Regions from separate parts of the Homo sapiens genome. Here region 2 is linked to region 1. A link is a loop called in an ENCODE intact Hi-C map of the cell type or tissue named here. Cell type or tissue: Caco-2. All regions are shown on one strand. Links, peaks and the distances in the headings refer to the core of each region. The heading gives the core; the rest is flanking DNA. Region 1 holds the start of PON3 (paraoxonase 3). Region 2 has its middle 14 kb from the start of PON2.

Evidence for each region. A loop is a pair of places that touch in the nucleus more often than their neighbours do. Peaks named below come from ENCODE experiments on the same cell type or tissue, not always from the same donor. Only the 100,000 strongest peaks of a DNase experiment are listed, where the experiment ranks them.
Region 2: a loop joins it to region 1, with 7 times the contacts of the local background. A loop is called at or near these places in 4 of 110 quality-filtered maps.

The regions. Positions count from the first base shown.
Region 1 is chr7:95,391,830-95,401,114 of GRCh38, forward strand. PON3 (paraoxonase 3) reads right to left here and starts at 4,546. Exons shown (of 9, transcript NM_000940.3): 1 at 4,448-4,546; 2 at 2,815-2,885. The coding sequence starts at 4,521. LOC107986822 (a long non-coding RNA gene) reads left to right here and starts at 4,643. Exons shown (of 2, transcript XR_007060439.1): 1 at 4,643-5,199. In Caco-2, for the core only: CTCF peaks have their summits at 4,386 and 4,585; DNase peaks (open chromatin) are centred at 4,392 and 4,922; H3K4me3 peaks cover 2,304 bases.
Region 2 is chr7:95,444,189-95,453,473 of GRCh38, forward strand. No RefSeq gene overlaps it. Among named protein-coding and RNA genes, the nearest start is that of PON2, 14 kb to the left of the region's middle. In Caco-2, for the core only: no CTCF peak of the experiment used is centred there; no DNase peak of the experiment used is centred there.

The DNA of each region.
Region 1 (9,285 bases), core at 491-8,490:
ATCTCAGATTTTCTGTTTTCCACTGTTGCAATACTTTCCTGAAGCTTCCAAAATAAAAAATGTGTTGTCAGTAGATCAGAAAGTTAGTGTTACACAACAGAGAGTAAAAAGGCATAGAAGGAAACGATCTTGGCTCATAAGCTAAGCCCATCACCCCCTAGTTCCGGACCATTGGGCAAGCAACTTAATTCTTCTGTATGTCAATTTCCTAATCTGCAAAGCATAGATAGCAGCATCCACTTTACAAATTGGTTATGAGGATGATGTAGATGTTTGTAAAGGACTCAACAGGCTGCTCATAGTCACCAGGCCTTTGATAAAGCAGCTTTTTCAAAACATATATATCAGTATTGTCCTACTGACACATGACCCATCATCATTCTAACTTGTTTAGTTCACCAAACATATGCCAATAGACATGAGAAGTAACATGGCATTTCTTTCTTCTGCTCCCAGCCTGCTTCCAACTATTTAAGCCATTTTCTTCAAAATATTTGGCAAATCAGAACATTGACCTAAGACTCACAATATTAACTGTAATTTTACCTTCTCAAATCTAGTTGAGTGATACAATTCGAGTCAGACTAGACCCTACCAATCATCTAGTCTAATTATACCTCTTGATTATTTGCAGGCTTATATATTTTGACAGTTATTTGTATAGTGAATATGAATACTACTACACCACAAAACAGTAAACAAATGAGTAAATGTCACATTTCCTTATTTTTAAAATCAAATTAAATCACTCTGATATCCTATTCCACTAAGTTGATGGAAAATCCAATCTGAGTCATTACTGGGTTTGTCTGTTAGGGTTATGAAATCATTTTAAGTGGTGGGTTCTAAACCTAAGCAGAATGTTTTGGAAAGGCCATCTGGCATTCATTCTACACTACGTATCATCGAATTATTCATTGCCAAAGTTACTGGTCCCTTTAATTTAGACAATTCTGCTACTTCCATGTAATGCATTGACACAAGGTCTTTACCTTAGCTGGAACACAGGGTCCAGCGTCCCTAAAGATACCTTGCAACCATTCCTTCTGAGGTCCTGCTCCTCTCCCAGAATGCTGTCAGCCAGTGGGGTAAGGATCCCCATTATTCAAAGATATCCACATATTCATATCCCTTCTCCAACAGAATCCCTTGAAGGGGCTCAGGTTTTTAAAAACAATTCAGGAAAGGCGTTTTCTTTGGTTTCTTCTGCTTTCCAGCTGCTAGCACAAACCACCTCTAAGACTAGGGAGTGCAAGGTTCAGATTACTTTATTTTTTAGAAATTGAGAGGCAAGAAAAGGCAGAAAACTCAAATCAAAAGGGTACTTTTTCTGTATTTTTAAATATAGCAATAAAATAGAAAATCATATCCCAAAATAAGCTATCTCATCACATTCTAATAAATAAGTCACAGTTCTTGGCCCTAGGGAGTTTACAATCTGATAGTGAAAGAGAGAACACTGCTAGCTATAATACAAGGCATGTGGCAGGTGTCATAAGTGAATCGGAGCTTCAGAGTGCTGTGAGAGTTCAGAGGAAGGAGATGAATTTTGCAGCTGATTTTAGTAAGCAGAGACAGAGGAATCAGTAAGTTTGGAGGGAATTTCATAAGCAAAGGTGAGAAGGTGAAAGAACATATTCCCAGAACAGGGAACACAATCTAGCCTGATTTTATTTTATTTTTCTGTTAGCAATGTCAGGAAGAATTGGAGCTGTGGAGCCCAAATAAGCAGGTGTGGCATTAACTAGTAGGTGAGATTAGCCCATGTCTCACGTAGAAGCATGAGGGACAAGCGGGGAACAATGGTTCCTGGATTTTGAACTGAATCTTTTGAGAATGGGGGTACCATACATAGGAAAAGTCTAGAAGCAGAGCTGGTTGTGGGTGGGAGGATGAGGGAGAAAACGACAGAAATGTAAAATAGATTTCAGCTTAGGGAGAGTTTGAGCTGGAGCTGCCCTTTAACTGACTAAAAAAGAAGGGCTGCAGTTTGAAAGGTTAGGGACTGGGCCATGGATTTTTTATGAATTTTTTTAAAAGAAGGTAGGTAGGCTGTGAGGTTCCTTCGTTTATTATTTTTTTTAAGACAAAGTCTCGCTCTGTCGCCAGGCTGGAGTACAGTGGCGCGATCTCAGCTCACTGCAACCTCCGATGACTCCCTGGTTCAAGTGATTCTCCTGCCTCAGCCTTCCGAGTAGCTGGGATTACAGGCACACGCCGCCAACATGCCCGGCTAATTGTTATATTTTTAGTAGAGATGGGGTTTCACCATGTTGGCCAGGATGGTCTCGATCTCCTGACCTCATGATCCGCCCCCCTCGGCCTCCCAAGTGCTGGGATTACAGGTGTGAGCCACTGCGCCCAGCCTGCTGTGAGGTTCTTGAGGGGAGGGGCTGAGTCATATTATTTGAAAAAAAATAACACTTGAAGCCAGGAATGACAATAAGGAAAGGGAGGGAGGAAGGAAAGAAGAAAGAAGCAAAAAAAGGAAAGGTAACAGAGGACAAGGAGGAGAGTGAAATACCACAGATGGGAAAGGAGAAGCATTCAGTGAGGGGAAAACCAGGGAGTGGTCAATGACATTCTTTAGGTAATGTGGAGAGATGTCAGTAAGGAAATGTGCTGAGAAAAACCCACAAAGAATGTCATTTAGTACACCCCTGAAGACCTTGCATGGGGCAGAGTGGACGGGGCAGATGTCCCACTGGGAGGGCTTAAGTAGTGACAGGTAATTAAATGAGCTGGTAGGGCTCAGTCAGGTGGATGACGACCAAGAAGCTGTGCTGGCTCCTCTTGGTACTGTCACATACATACCAAGTTCCTCAATAAGGTGGCAGTTTTCAGGTTCTACTGGCTCCACTTCTCGAGAGGCATTCACCCTTTCTCTGTAGAAGATAAAACCCAACCCTGGAAGTCAAGGCACAGCATTCAAAATGTATGTTTAAATGTGGACTTCAATCATCTTCGTGTTGGTTAACTATCTTTATCATAATTTATGAATGACATAACAAGTAAGTAGGTACTTCCTTTCATGTTTATTTACATAATGTAGACATTATGTGGGTATTTTACCTATATCAGCTAACCTTACCCAGTTATTGCTGAAAAACTGTATAATATGATTCAACATGGAAAATTCTGCTGCCCAAATAAAAGACACTATTTAATAGTATGAGTAATTGAACAATATTATTAATTTAAATGCACGAAATAGCCCTAATTTTCTAAAGTATCGTCTGTTATAAATCTGCACTTAATCCCCTACAGTCTTGCCCTTTGAACTTTTCCTTCCAAACTGCTTTCCCAAAATTCAACAGGGTCTCCTAATAGTCAAACTCTATCACTTTTGCTTTAATTTTTAAATTTTATGCTGACTTACTCCGCAAGTATGTAAATTCATTAAACCAACCACAATTTAAACAATTGGCCGATTTATTTTTCAACACAATTTTCTTGTTTCCAGAGTGAAAAGGAATGTTTCCACATTCTTCTAATATCAGGGATAATTTAAAATTTTTATTAAAGTATATTCAGAAAGACTCAATACTTATCTTACAGTCATTTATTTAAAAAAATACCCTTAGATCTACTTTATTATTATTACTATTATTTTATGATTCTCCATGTGGTTGCACTGGGAGCAAATGTAACAATAAAACTCTCAAACTGGAAGTATTACTAATAGGCACCAGGCACCTCAACAGATTCTAGACGTGATCCTCTAAGAAGACCAGCTTCAACTAAGAGAAATACATAAACACTCAAAGACAACTGAAAGCAAGCAGAGGCTTTCGATCCACTCATGAATGTGTATTATCACTTAAAGGTTCTTCTTTCTAGCCCAGTATTGACTTTTCCTGAGACATTTCTAGGCTGGCTATCACCATTGTATCTTCCACTTCAAAAGGTCAAATGCCTACAAAATGCCAGTTACCGCCTGCAGGTTTCAGCTGGTTTGCCCTGCTGTCTGGCCAGCTCTTTAAATCTAGGATAGGTTCCATAACCCAGTACTTCTGCATGGTTAGCCAGACCTGGGCAATGTCTCAGTCAGCCGTAAACATCCAACTGGTAGCCTGATCCTCTCTCCCAAGTCCGGCGTTTCCAATGGACGTCCTTTTTTCCCAAGCAGAATGTTGAGGGCGAGCTGGGAAAGGGGTCATCACGTTCAGAAAGTAAAAGGGGGTCATGACCTTCAGAAAGCAAAGTGGGGGATCATAACCTTCAAAAAATAAATGGGACTAATTCGGCTCGGCAGTCTTTGGAAACGCAAGTAGCTCACTTTCCCCATAAGCGAGTCTCAAGGGGCGGTTTGCTGGGTGAGATGGAGGAGTGAGGTTCCAAAGCTGCTCTTTCCTACCCGCTAGGAAGGGGGCGCCAGGCAGCCCCTGACCTCACTTGGAAGAGGAGAGAAAGAGAGTCGAAGACGCCCTGTCAAGATGCCACTCACCTAAACGCCAGGAACATCTCCCCGACTAAGGACAGGCCGACCCCCAGCAGGACCAGCGCCACGAGCTTCCCCATGGTCTCGGGGTGCCCAGCGGCGACTGCGCGGCGCCGAGAGCTCTCGGGGGCGCGGCGGGCGGTTCCTGCCTCGCGTACGGATTGGGGCCCGCTCGGCCCCGCCCGCACACGCCTCCTACTTACCTGAGCGGCCCGGGTGCCGCAGCAGGGCGCTGACGAGTCCCGCCGAGCCCCGCCGCCCGGGTTCAAGGCCGCCTTCACGCCCACGATTCCTTGTTTTTTGGGCAGAGGTCAAGGCTCAACGGAGAGGGAGCCCGGGACCGAGTTGTGGTGGGAGTTTGCTCCTAACACCCGCGAAATCCTACCTCAATTCCTCAGATGGCCTGAGGGAGAAACCGGAGGGCCCGGGAATGGCGGGGAGCTCCAGTTCAGAGCCGGAACTCCGGACTTCTGCAAGGCCAGACGTGAGGCGACACTGAATTGCTCCCGAGACGCGGGAAGGGCGAAGGCAATCGAAGCGAAGAGCTTTAACTCATCTTCTCCAGGATTTGGGGCACGGGAACCTGTCTCCTGACCTTCGTGCCTTACCTCGGAGTGTGCTGCCCAGACGGACTTGTGAATAGCTGCGTCTGTCCCCATAGTTAACGGGAGAAGGAAACACCAGGAGAAAAGAAGGAAAAGACAGGAAACGGGAAGAGGAGCAGAGGCGAGGAAGGGGAAGGTCATTTCCTTGGCAGGGTAGGCCCTCTTTCTTCTAGGTCTTGAGTTCCTGCCAGGCAAGAAATGCTCTTTCCCCTCTCCTGATGAACACCAGGTTGGAGGGGGAGGAACTGAAGATGCGGGAAGACTTGGGGAGTTCGGGCAAAGTAGCACATTCAAGCATGATCTATTTTTATTTACGGACAGAAAGAAATATTAGTTCTGTTAGGTTCCACCGAGTAAACTATTTGTTGAGAGAGCAAGATTTGCCAATCCTGGGGGTATTAAGGAAAGAAAAGGTGGTCCCTGACCTATGGGATACATGATTCTAGTATGAATACGTAATTACAGGATGAATAATGAAGCCCACCGCTTATGCAGTACTGACTGTGTGCTTTGCCTGTGCTGACACCTATGTTAACGCATTTAATTATCAACACAATCTCTGGAGTGTGGGTAGCCTTACCCCAATTTTACAGGTGAGACCTGCAGCACAGATTGCTTATGTGGCTTGCTGTAGGTCAGGCAGCTGTCAAGCAGCAGACTCCAAAATCTGGGCCCTTAACTGAGCTGCCTCTACCATGCTGCCTCTAGAAAATCTATGGAAGAAGGGTTGTATTAAAAGGACAGTGTAACGTCTTGAATTGTATAGATTAGAGTTCTTGTTAAGATGACTAATGTTAAAAGAGTGCAAGCAGAGGAGGAATCGAAGTCAGGAGGGCTCACAGAGCTGAGGGGCCTGGGGTGTGATGTAGACATGCATGCAGGGTTTGGGAGTCAGGCTGCCTGGGTTTGGATCCAGCCTAGATAAAGTACTCAGCTTTATTGAGCTACAGATTCCTCTTCTGTAAAAGAACGTCCACCTCATAGGTAGCTTAAAATTAAATGTGATAATGAGTGTCAAGTGCTCTGCACTGTGCTTGATACGTTTTATGAAGTCAGTAAAGATTAACCACTAATTAATTCTGAACTTTGCTTGAGATTGTAGGCTCCTGTGGGAAGGACTCCATCGCATTGATCACTGGGTTTTCCCGTGCCATCCATAGAACTTTGTGCTTAATAATGACTCAATAAATATGATTAGATGGATGGATGTAAAATATGGACTTGGGAGAAAGAAAAATTAGAAGAATAAAAAATAAATGGAATGAATAATGAAATAATAATAGTCATATTATTATTTCACTCAGCGTTTGCATGCCTTGTCACATTACTTCTTATTAACCTTACCTACAAAGAAGTAAAGTGAATTGCTTGCTGCAAGTTTGATGGGACTAAAAAGAAGGAAAGTGAGGCTTTGAGGCTTAGAGAGGTAAAGTAATAATTCACTTAAGGTTACATAACTAAGTGTCAGTGCCTCCATCTGGACTCAGATCAGGTGACTCTAGAGCTCATGTTCCTTATCACTGTGTTTGCAGCATAGCATGAAGAAGGGGGTAAAGAAAGAAGCGTATTCTTGGGCAATTGATTGAAGTTCTGTGTTAGCTATAATTTGTTTAAAAATTCTTCACTTTAGGCAGAGGAGTCTCTGTGTGTGTGTGTGCATGTGTGTGTGTGTGTGTGTGTGTGTGTGTATACATTAACTTTAAACCCTAGAAGTGGTTAGTTTTTATTCGAATACCATAATCAGTAATTCAAATCCCCAGCATGGTAAATTAGCATTAAAGAATTCCAAACTTTGGAGGCCACTGTATCGAGTGTCACCATCTAAATCTGCTCTTGGCAATAGGCCAAATTGACTTGGTCAAGAGGCCACAGGTACATCAGTATTGTAAAAGGGGTTTGTTGACTTTGAAAGAGCAGGACAGATAAATTCAAAAGGCCTAAATTCAAGATCCAATTCCATTTGTAGTTGGCCCTTTAATCTTTTGAAATCACTTATCACCACCTCTGGACCCTTCTTTCCTTATATGTATAGTGGGGCTTTCAAAGAGCTAATGTAGACCAAATTCAATGCTATACGTTTAAACAGTAAGTAACACAATACTATATATAGATCTAGGGAGTCCCACACCATTGATAATCAAAATGCCATTAAGGGGGATGCAGAATATACATGTGGTATAATTCTAAGGTATAAAATTAGGGGAATTACATATTATCCACATATGTGTGTGTGTGTGTGTGTGTGTGTGTATATATATATATATATATAAACAATCTAGACATAAACTGAAGAGTAGTTACTTTGAGAGCAGAAGATTGGGGTCGTGGAGAGTGGGGAGGTCAGTGAGTATGGAAGGAGACTTTGCTTTTACTGTACGACCCTCTGTAATGTTTAAAATTTTCAAACTTTATATCTTGATCATGTTTACAATCGCTACATTTTTAATTTAAAAAGATTGTTTCTATCAGTGAATCTTGCCAAGAAAAAGAGGTGGCGATAGAGAAAAAGAGCAACAAATCAAAAGAGATTATGATTATATTGCAATAAAGCTGTTTTTTAAAAAGAGGATATGGATTTTAGAACATTAGGAAACATTGTCCTAAGCCATAGAAACCACTGTTTAAAACCTGGGTACGACTACATGGCATTAATGAGTCTAGTGCTGCTCAGAAGAGAGAAATGCTAGAGGACCAGATATTTGTATTATTTTAAGAAATGACTTCTATTATTTAGAAAATTTATTATTTTAAATTTATACTTATTTAAGTATTAAATATTTAGGTATATCTGAATTTAAATAAAATTCTCAATTTCATTCTGAAGATGCACTTAATAATGAAGTCAGGTAGTGAAAGTCTGATACCTTGTTTGGTGACTTCCTGCAACTCACCATGGGGAAGGTTCCCCCACTCAGGACTTCAGGTGCAACCTGTGGTGTGCTAGGAATCATCTGCGCTGAGTGTATTTAGCAGGATGAGCACCAGGGTTCCAGCAGGCTCACATTTCACTATGTAAGCACCAAGTGAATGGGGGGATCCTTGAGGGGCCACACTTTGCCAGGAAGGTTCTTTCCAGATTTATCTTCCACTTTAACTGTCTTCAGGGGATTTTTCATCAATATCTGGTAGCCCCTCAGCGACTCTAGTTTGGAACACATCTCAAGGTAGATTCAACATATTACATGAACTTGTCAGATTGTATGACAAGGAGAAGGAGTTAATTAAGTGGAGAAAGGGTGGTGAGGTTCACAGAAAGAGGTCGGGGTATCCGCAAGTAGGGGAATTGGAACAGAAATAGTCCAGTATGGATACAGCAGTGGTTCTCAAACTTCAGCAGGCCTAAGAATCACCTGGAGGGCTCCTTAAAAGAGAGATTGCTGAGTCCTAGACCCAGAGTTTGAGATTTGTTAGATTTGGGGTGGGGCTTGAGAATTTGCATCTCTAACAAGTTTGCAGGTGATGCTGATGCTGCTGGCCCAGGGACCATGCTTTGAGAATCACTGAGCTTAAAGATTTGGGAAGAAGATGGTGAGAATTGAATCTGGAGAGGAAGGCAGATTGTAGGCCAAGTTAAGAAACCTGAATTATATTCTAAGGGGCATTGGGAAGCCACTGGAAGTAACATGTTTTGGCAGGTGTTTTAGAAACATTGCTACACAATGATGAGAGTGGATTATGGAGCAGGTGGAGCACTTACCCTTCCTGGAGGCTAGGAGATAGTTAGATGCCTTTCTGGGTGAGATATGTGAGGGTGATTGGAGAAGGTGAGGAGATTGTTTCTCAAAGTTCTTAGAATTGTATGGATTTGAGAAATGTTTAGGTGGAGGGACTGGCAATTGTTTGGATATGAGCAAAGGGGTGGTGAGGGAGAGGGAGAAATGAAAGGTGTCTAGGCTTGGAGAATCTGCTAAAGAGGGCTGTATTTATGGATATGGGGACCAAGAAACAGAAGCAATATGAATAGAAAAACAGGGAATTCATTTTTAAACAATTTTTAGAGAAATGGTCTCACTCTGCTGGCCAGGCTTGAGTGCAGTGGTGTGATCATGGCTCACTGCAGCCTCTACTTCCCAGGCTCATGTGATCCTCCCACCTCAGCCTCTCATGTACCTGGGACTACAGCAGGTGCCACCATATATCTTATATATAAAGCTGTAGTAATTTTTTTTAAAGTTTTTTTTTTTTTAACATAGAGATGGGGGTCTTGCTATGTAGCCCGGACTGGTCATGAACTCCTGG
Region 2 (9,285 bases), core at 428-8,427, 52 kb after region 1:
AAATACAAAATTAGCCAGGCGTGGTGGCACATGTCTGTAATTCCAGCTACTTGGGAGGCTGAGGCAGGAGAATTGCTTGAACTCAGGAGGCAGAGGTTGCAGTGGGCTGAGATTGCGCCATTGTACTCCAGCCTGGGCAACAAGAGTGAGACTCCGTCTCTAAAAAAGAACACTCAGCTTCAATATTAGGATCCTCCCAGTTTTGCCCTAGGATGAAAGCTTTATGCCAAGGATTTCAGCTTTCTCTCTGTTCTGCCTTCTCTTCCAGACCATGCCTCAAAGGCTATTACTTCACACGGAACCTGCCTGCATGTTCTTTTGCTATTAAAAGTAATGGCAAGAACCCCAATTACTTTTGCACCAACATATAGCAAACAAACAAGAGTCTTAGTTCCTCAAGAAGATTTCTACCTTTAGTCCTTTGAAAATAACAAGTGTTTTCTCCTGGTTATATTTGGAAAATATGGTCTCTATTGACAATAGCTTCCCACCCCAGTGACTCTTTTCAAGCATGCTTTTTTGCTTCTCTCATTAATATTCCCTAAACCATTAGAAGATGTTTCACTCCTTGCCACGGTCATATTATCAAATAAAACTAAACTCTCAACGTTAGTGCCAAAATTGCATTCTGAATATAGTTTGTATTTTTTAGTTTTGCCCGTTATGTGAAGCTCCTCAAGCAGAAAGGTGGTTGGAAAATGTAGTGCTAGGAGATTAGCTTTCTGTTGCTAATAAAAAGAGCAAGGTTAACCCCCTTGACACAGACTCATTTTGAGACAAGATAGAGGGTCAGAAGTATGTTGACCCAGATTATTGAACCCAAAATAGGTACACATAACTTGATAAAGGGCTTTCTTTATTTTTCCATACACAGGCAATACATGAATGCTCTTGCATTGCAAAATATTCAAAGGTTACTGGTAAAATTATAGTCTCCCTGGCTTTCTTCTAGAAGAAAACACTATTTTCAGCTTAAGATGTATGCCTTTCTTATCATCATCTTATTTTCTTACTTATTATCATTCTCTTATTTTCATATGTGTAATTAAAAAAAAAGTTCCTGTAGAAACATATGGTACTATTGTGTGTGTGTGTGTGTGTGTGTGTGTGTGTGTATATATTCAGCAATATTGTCAACTAATTTTTTGGTGCCCCAAGCATGACTTTTTTTTGCCATAGAAAATACTCTACCATCCAGGTGCAGTGGCCCACACCTGTAATCCCAACACTTTGGGAGGCCAAGGCAGGCAGATCACCTGAGGTCAGGAGTTTGAGACTAGCTTGGCCAACACTGTGAAACCCTGTCTCTACTAAAAATATAAAAATTAGCCGGATGTGGTGGTGCATGCCTGTAATCCCAGCTACATGCCTCGGGAGGCTGAATCAGGGGAATCGCTTGAACCCAGGAGGCAGATATTGCAGTGAGCCAAGATCATGCCACTGCACTCCAGCCTGGGTGACAGAATGAAACTGTCTCAAAATTAAAAAAAAAAAAAGAAAAGAAAAGAAAATACTTTTCAAAGGTTATCTTTGGTTTTAAAAATTAGCAGTTTATTAAAGGTATAGGCTATGAAACCAAATTTTAGCAATCACTTGTAAGAGGTCTTTGATTAATGTGAAGTCCAATTTATAAATGTAGTTACCTAGACTTCTTTATGTCAAGCTGTATTCACAAAAACTGACATATTCTTTTTCCTTTTTAAGCTCTACATTGTGTGATTTAACAAAATTTTTTGAGTACTTAAATAACTCATATATCAAATAAATTGATTCTTTTCTTTTTTTTAAACAAGGTCTTTCTCTCTGTTGCCCAGGCTGAAGTACAGTGGTGCAATCATGGTTCACTGTAGCCTCGACTTCCTGAGCTCAAAAAATCAAGTAGTCCTCCCACCTCAGTCTCCCGAGTAGGTGGGACTACAGGCATGTGTCACCAGGCCTGGCTAATTTTTTTATATTTGTAGAGACGAGGTCTCACTATATTGCCCAGGCTGGTCTGGAACTCCTGGGATCAAGTCATTCTCTTATCTTAACCTCCCAATGTGCTGAGATTACAGGTATGAGCCTCCAAGCCTGGCCAAAGAGGTGATTCTTAAGTTTTCTTAATGTTCCGCTCCATTAATGTTTATAAAGAAATGATACTAAATTAAACTCACAAGTCTAAATAAATTACTTAATAATACATTTAAAATTAGAATCACAAGACTGTTGTTCAAATAAGCTATTCTTCTACTAGACCAAATCTAAATTATTACAGGTATATAGACAATAAATATGTGTAAAATTCTTAATACTAAATTGTTGATAATACAGATTTATCTTGACATTTATATACTTAATTTCAAATATTCTTGGGGTTGAAAAATGCTTACCTACTAAAGAAAACTTACGTTATCTCACATGATTTTTGAGCTTATTTTGCTATATAATTTTGAGGTTGCTTTCTTTGCTTGATGGTGTTTCCTAGCAAACAGAGGATATAAACTGTTATATGAGTGAACCACTGTGACCATGATGATATGCACCAATCTCAAGAGTGAGCTAGCCACATACCTATCTTACATCCCTGGATTTTAGCCATATCATCACTGCATTGGGTTATCTAGAGAAACAGAAGTAACAGAGTATTTATACATAGAAAGAGAGGTTTATTTTGAAGACCTTGCTCATGCAATTACAGAGGCTTTGTAAGTCCGAAATCTGCAAGGAAGGCTTGCACGCTGGCGACTCAGGGAAGAGGTACTGTCTCAATCTAAAGGCAGTCTACTATCAGCATTCCTTCTCCCTTGGGAAAGGTCAGTCTTTGTTCTATTAAGACCTTCAGTTGATTGGATGAGGCCTACCTACATTATGAAGAGTAATTTGCTTTACGTAAACTCCACGAATTTCAGTGTTAATCTTATCCAAAAAACGCCTTCACAGAAACATCCAGAATAACATTTGACCAACTATCTGAGCATACTGGCCTAACCAAGTTGACATATAAAATTGATCATTACAGTTACTCATAATTTAAATCAGATTAGAATGTGAACTCCTCACCCAGTTGGCAACATCACTTGATTAAATTTTGTGTTTCTATGGCTAAAATAAGAAAATCTGGCCAGGAGCAGTGGCTCACACCTATAATGCCAGTGCATGGGAGGCCAAGGTAGGAGGATCACTAAAGTTCAGAAGTTTGAGAACAGCCTGGGCAACACAGGAAACGCCATCTCTACAAATAATTTAAAAATTAGCTGGGTATGGTGGTGCACACCTGCAGTCCCAGCTACTCAGGAGGCCAAGGTAGGAAGATTGCTTGGACCTTGGGAGGTGGAGGCTGCAGTGAGCCATGATTGTACCACTGCACATTAGCCTGGGTGACAGAGTGAGACCCTGTTTCAAAAAAAAATTTTAAGTAAATGTATTTCCATGTAACCATTAAGACTTTTGAACTTGCATAAAACCTACCTGAACTCTTTTATTATACTGTCTATCAATACTGTCTATCATTAAGACCATATAAAACTGTTACAAATATTTAAGTATTATCTCTGAGCAGGTGGTCACGTATGCATACTATCCTTGTTGGTTCTAATTCTTTATTAGTACTTTATTCTTTGATGCATAATAGTACTTTGTTTGTACTTAATAGTACAAAGTACTTTAATAGTACTTTAAAATACTAATACTAAGTGTTAAAACGTATTTGGTAATTTACTTAATGGTACAAAGTACTTTAATGGTACTTTGTTCTTTGATTAAATAGTATTATTAAAGTACTTTATTAATATAATATATAAATATAATAAAGTATTAATAGTACTTTATTTTTTGATGCATAATAGTTCATTGAATGGGTGTACCATAGTTTGTTTTACTGATAAAATATTATAGATGTATCTTATAGTTTACATTCTTATATGAATAGTCATTCAGATTGTTTCTAATTTTTGCTACCATAAATAATTCTTCAATAAATAATCCTGGATGTGGTTTCTTATACAACAGTACAGGTGTTTCTATAGAATAAATGCTTAGAATTAGATTTGCTGGGGTGCACATATTAATTTTAATCAATGACTATACTGCCAATTGCCCTCCAGAGTAGTTATACTAATTTAATACATAAGCAATATGAAAATACCTCTTCCCCTCATTCTTACCAGTAGATATAATTTAAAAATTTTATATTTTGCCAGACTTGCATTAAAAAAGAGTATTTTATTTTCCTTTTTATTTGCATTCTTCTGAATTCTTGTGAAGCTAAGTAACTTTTTGGATATTCATTTGCCATTTATAATTCTGCAATTGGCTTTCTTATATATTCTTATATATTATATATTCTGCAATTGGCTTTCTTATATAGAAACAGATATATATATATCTGTTTCTGGAATCTTTATCCTTTTGTGTATTGAGCTGTTTTACTTATCGTATCAATAGCTCACTATTTTAATCACTATAGATTTATAATACAACTTCACATTAGGTTGAATGAGTTTATTGTTCTAGCCCAATTTTTTTTTTTTTAAATCTTGGTTATTCTTAAAAATGTACAGTTTCATATAATTTTATAATCACCAGGTAAAGGTATGAAAAATCATTTTGACCTTAGGCATGTTGTACACTGAATTTATAGATTAATTTTTGGAGAATTGACATTTTTTTAAATGGTGGATGTTCCCATCCTTGGACTTGGTATTTATTCATTTATTTAGTTCTTCTTTTTGTCTGTAAAAAATGTTATTTTTTTCACAAGTATTGTGCATATTTATTTATTCCTAGGTAATTTATAGTTTTTTTGTGATATCATGGCATACTAGTTTCCCAGGGCTGACATAAAAAATTACCACAGGCCAGGCATGGTGGCTCACACCTGTAATCCCAACACTTTGGGAGGCCAAGGCTGGAGGATCGCTTGAGCCCAGGAGTTTGAGCCCTAACTGGGCAACAAAGTGAGATCCCTGTCTCTACAAAATAAAACTATTAGCCAGGTATGATTGTGCATGCTTGTAGTCCCAGCTATTCAGGCGGCTGAGACAGGAGAATTGCTTGAGCCCAGGAGTTTGAGGCTGCAGTGAGCCATGATTGTGCTACTACACTCCAGCCTGGGTAATAGAATGAGACCCTGTCTCAAAACAACAACAAAATTACCACAAAATCAGTGGCTTAAAAGAACAGAAATTTATTTTCTCATAGTTCTGATGGCCAAAGGTTAAAAATCAAGGTATAGGTAGGGCTACACTCCCTCCAGTGGCTCTAGAAGTGGATTCTTCCTTGCCCTGTTCAGTTTCTGCTGGCTCCTCATATTCCTTGGTTTGTGGCTGCATAACTCCAATCTCCGCTTTCATCTTCACATGGCCTTCCTCCCTGTGTCCCTAAAATTTTCATGTCTTTTCTCCTGCAGAGATACCAGTCACTGGATTTAGGGCTTATCCTAAATCCCAGATGATTTTATCTCGAGATCCTTGAATAATTACATGTGCAAAGACTCTATTTCCCAATAAAGTCACATTTTGAGGTTCTGAGTAAACATGAATTTCAGGGGACATTACAATTAGGAAATAACTTTTTTTCTGACATATATTCTAACTGGTCACTAATTAATGTAATATAGAAAAGATATTAATTTTTACATGTAAATTATACATCTAGGCTCTGTTGCTCTGGCTGGAGTGCAGTGGCGCAATTATAGCTCACTACAGACTCAACCTCTGGGGCTCAAACTGGGACCATATGTGTGTGCCACCATGCCAAGCTAATTTTTTTTTTTTTTGGAAAGATGGGCTCTCCTTATGTTCCCCAGTCTGGTCTCAAGCTCCTGGGCTCAAGCAATCCTCCCATCTTGGCCTTTCAAAGTCTTGGGATTACAGGTGTGCACCACCATGCCTGGCCTAAGTTTTTGATAGATACCTTTTTTCAAGTTAAAGAAGTTTCCTTATATACTTACTGTGCTAAGACTATTTAAGAAGATAAAATATAGGGCATATAAGCTTAGAAGTTGCCACTGTGTTCTAACAACAAGTATTAATAAAAATCTGAACAAACTGAAAAATCAGCAACTCTTCTTAGATCCATCAGAGAAGTGAGGTCACAGGGCAATCTACCACCCCCCAAATTAGAGAAATAGGCAACTACAAAGAATCACCACAACTTACAGGAGCAGAAACCCAAGAGCAGAAATCTCCAGACCATCCAATGCCAGGGAAGGAACACCTGAATTACAACTGCTGGTGGTGCAGTGAGGTCAAGTCTGACAGTTTACGAACCCCAGGGAAAGCCAGTCATAGGGAGATTCCCATGCTTTTCTGAATTTTACTTCCAGGAGCTCTGACAAGTCTTCATAGTGAGTGTCAGAGAAAAATCCCCTCCTGCTTTTGGTAGAGGGAGGGAAAAAGTATTCTGAAATACTTCATTGCATTCTACTCTTCTTAACAAGGTGTGACCTCAGAAGAAACTGTTTCACAAAAACCTAACCTACTAGGGTTTCATCAGAGCCTAACCTACCTTAGGGAAGAAAAATACCCAGTGACAGCTCTAGTCTAGTCATCCCGTTCTACCTTTAGTGATCTGGCGGTAAGGTATTGGGGGCGGAAAATGGTTTTACAGTCTGAGTCTTCTGGTGAGCCTGTGCACTTAACCAGCGCTTCTCAGTTTTTCCCCCAACTAAGGTACACCACCACACCCGGCTAATTTTTGTATTTTTAGTAGAGACAGGGTTTCACCATGTTGGCCAGACTGGTCTCGAACTTCTGATCTTGTGATCTGCCTGCCTCGGCTTACCAAAGTGCTGGGATTACAGGCGTGAGCCACCGCGTCTGGCACCTCCACACTCTTTAATACTTGGTATTGTCTTTTTTTTACCCCTTTTCCATTCTGGTGGATGTAAAATGGTATTTGATTTTGTTAACTCAAACTATTTAGAATATATTTTATTTATAAATTCATGGAATTTAAAAAAGGAATCAATTTATTTGTTTGAAATTTTATTGCAATAAGGTCCAAAACCATGATTGGTATCATGACTGTTCTCTGAAAATGTTGAGATCTCTTTTGTGGTATAGTATATGACCAAATTTTATAATGAATGGTTATTTGATAAGTATTTGTATCTTTATTAGATATGGAGTTCTTCTGTTTCCTATAAATTAAAGATTTTAATAAAAATTCAAGCATATGTTTATATTTATATTGTTTTGAATATTGTTGCTCCATCTTCATTTTTCCTAAATGGACTTTTCTAATAGTCTCTTTCAACACTTGTATTAAATAAATTTGGATCTCCTGGATGGGTCATTTAAGTCTTCCTTTTCTTCCTTTACATCTTTTTCTGTGTGTGTCCTGTATTCTGAGAAAAAAATTTTTTTTTTTTGTACAGCTCACTAATTTGCTCTTTTTTTGGTGTCCCATCTGCTATTCTACTCATCTATTGAATGATCCATTTCAAAAATGAAACCTTTACGTGATTGCTTGTTGATCTTTTTTTTTTTTTTTTTTTTTTTTTCTGAGATGGAGTCCCACTCTGTTGCCCAGGCTGGAGTGCAATGGCTCCATCCTGGCTCACTGCAACCTCTACCTCCCGGGTTCAAGTGATTCTCCTGCCTCAGCCTCCCGAGTAGCTGGGATTACAGGCAACTGCCACCACACCCAGCTAATTTTGTGATAGAGACGGGGTTTCACCATGTTAGCCAGGTGGGTCTTGAGCTCCCAACCTCAGGTAATCCACCCACCTCGGCCTCCCAAAGTGCTGGGATTACAGGCATAAGCTACCGTGCCTGGCCTGCTGGTTGATTCTTTTAAAAGAATTGCTGGTGAAAATACTCTCTTGTATCTCTTGGAACATACTGTATTAATTAAACTTAGAATAAAATCAAAAGTCTAATGGCCTAGAATGGCCTACATTAGAATAAAATAAAAAATCTAATGGCCTAGAATGGCCTATATGACAGGGCCCCCTGTGCATTCTCTGACCTTTTCCCCTCATTCCCATTCTGCTCCAAACATTTTGGCCTCCCTGCTGTTGTCAACATTTCAAAGCTCTAAGCACATACACTTGTTCCTAGCCCTGCTGCTGTGGTCTCCCCCTGGATGATAGGAGCTTGCTCTGGCACATTATTCAGGTCTCTGTTTAACAGTCATTTCCTCAGCAGAGAGGGATTCCCTGGCTACCTTACCCAAAGTGGCACTTCATATCCTCATATGTATTCTCTTTCCCCCACCGCTTACTTACTGTGCTTTATTTTTGTCCAAAATACTTTTTGCCTACAGATATTTTGTTTTGCTTATTTTTTCATTGCCTGTCTCAATCAGTAAACTGCAATGTCTGTGATGGTAGAGACCTTGCCTGTTTTGTTTACTGCAGTGTCCCTCAAAATTAAGAGTGTCCGGTACACATTAGAGAGGCTCAAGAAATATGTGTTGAATGAAGTGATGATGGTGTTTCTAAAGTCCAGTGCTGCCTACTCTATTAACTTTGTTTGTGTGTTCATTCTTCCATATTTGGTGCCTCTGTCTCATGATGCTGGCTTACTTCAATTATTCATGTGTGCATTTTTGTATTTGGGAGGCCCTGCCAGGCCATCCTAAGAAAGCTCAATTTAATCACTCCAGTCTGCTTATGGAAGAAACTCTTAAAGTCATGCTGGAGTGGACCAGCAGACTGCCGCTAGCTGCTTTTGGGGAGAGGCAGAATAGGCTGCTGGTTGGGGTGTACCTATAGCTAGTCTCTGGGCTAGATACTCCTCATTGTCCTGACAGTGACCATTATTCTAAAGGCCCTAGTCCTTCCTTTCCAATTGAGGCCCCTACATTTGTTACTGCTGCCTAAAGGCAGGTACCACTTTTGCTTGATGCTTTATGCAGAAGGAAGCATGGGGCGGTTGACCTACTTGTCTGTTCCTACTCTAATAACCACACTATCTTTCTATTCACTGTCCTAAGCCTCCAAGTTGCCATCCTACTTCAAATATCTTTACTTATGTGCATCGAGCAGTACCATTTTCTTAAAAATAACATTTTTATTTTGATATAGCTTAAGATTTGCAGGAAGCAACAAAATAGTACAGAGAATTTCTACGTACTCTCCAGAAAACTCATGTTGGTACAATACTATTAATTCAGGTACAGACTTTTTTTTTGTTTTTTGGAGACAGATTTCACTCTATTGCCCAGGTTGGAGTGCAGTAGCACGATCTCAGCTCACTGCAACCTCCGCCTCCCGGGTTCAAGCGATTCTTGTGCCTCAACCTCTCGAATAGCTGGGATTACAGGCGTGCACCACCATACCTGGTTAATTTTTGTATTTTT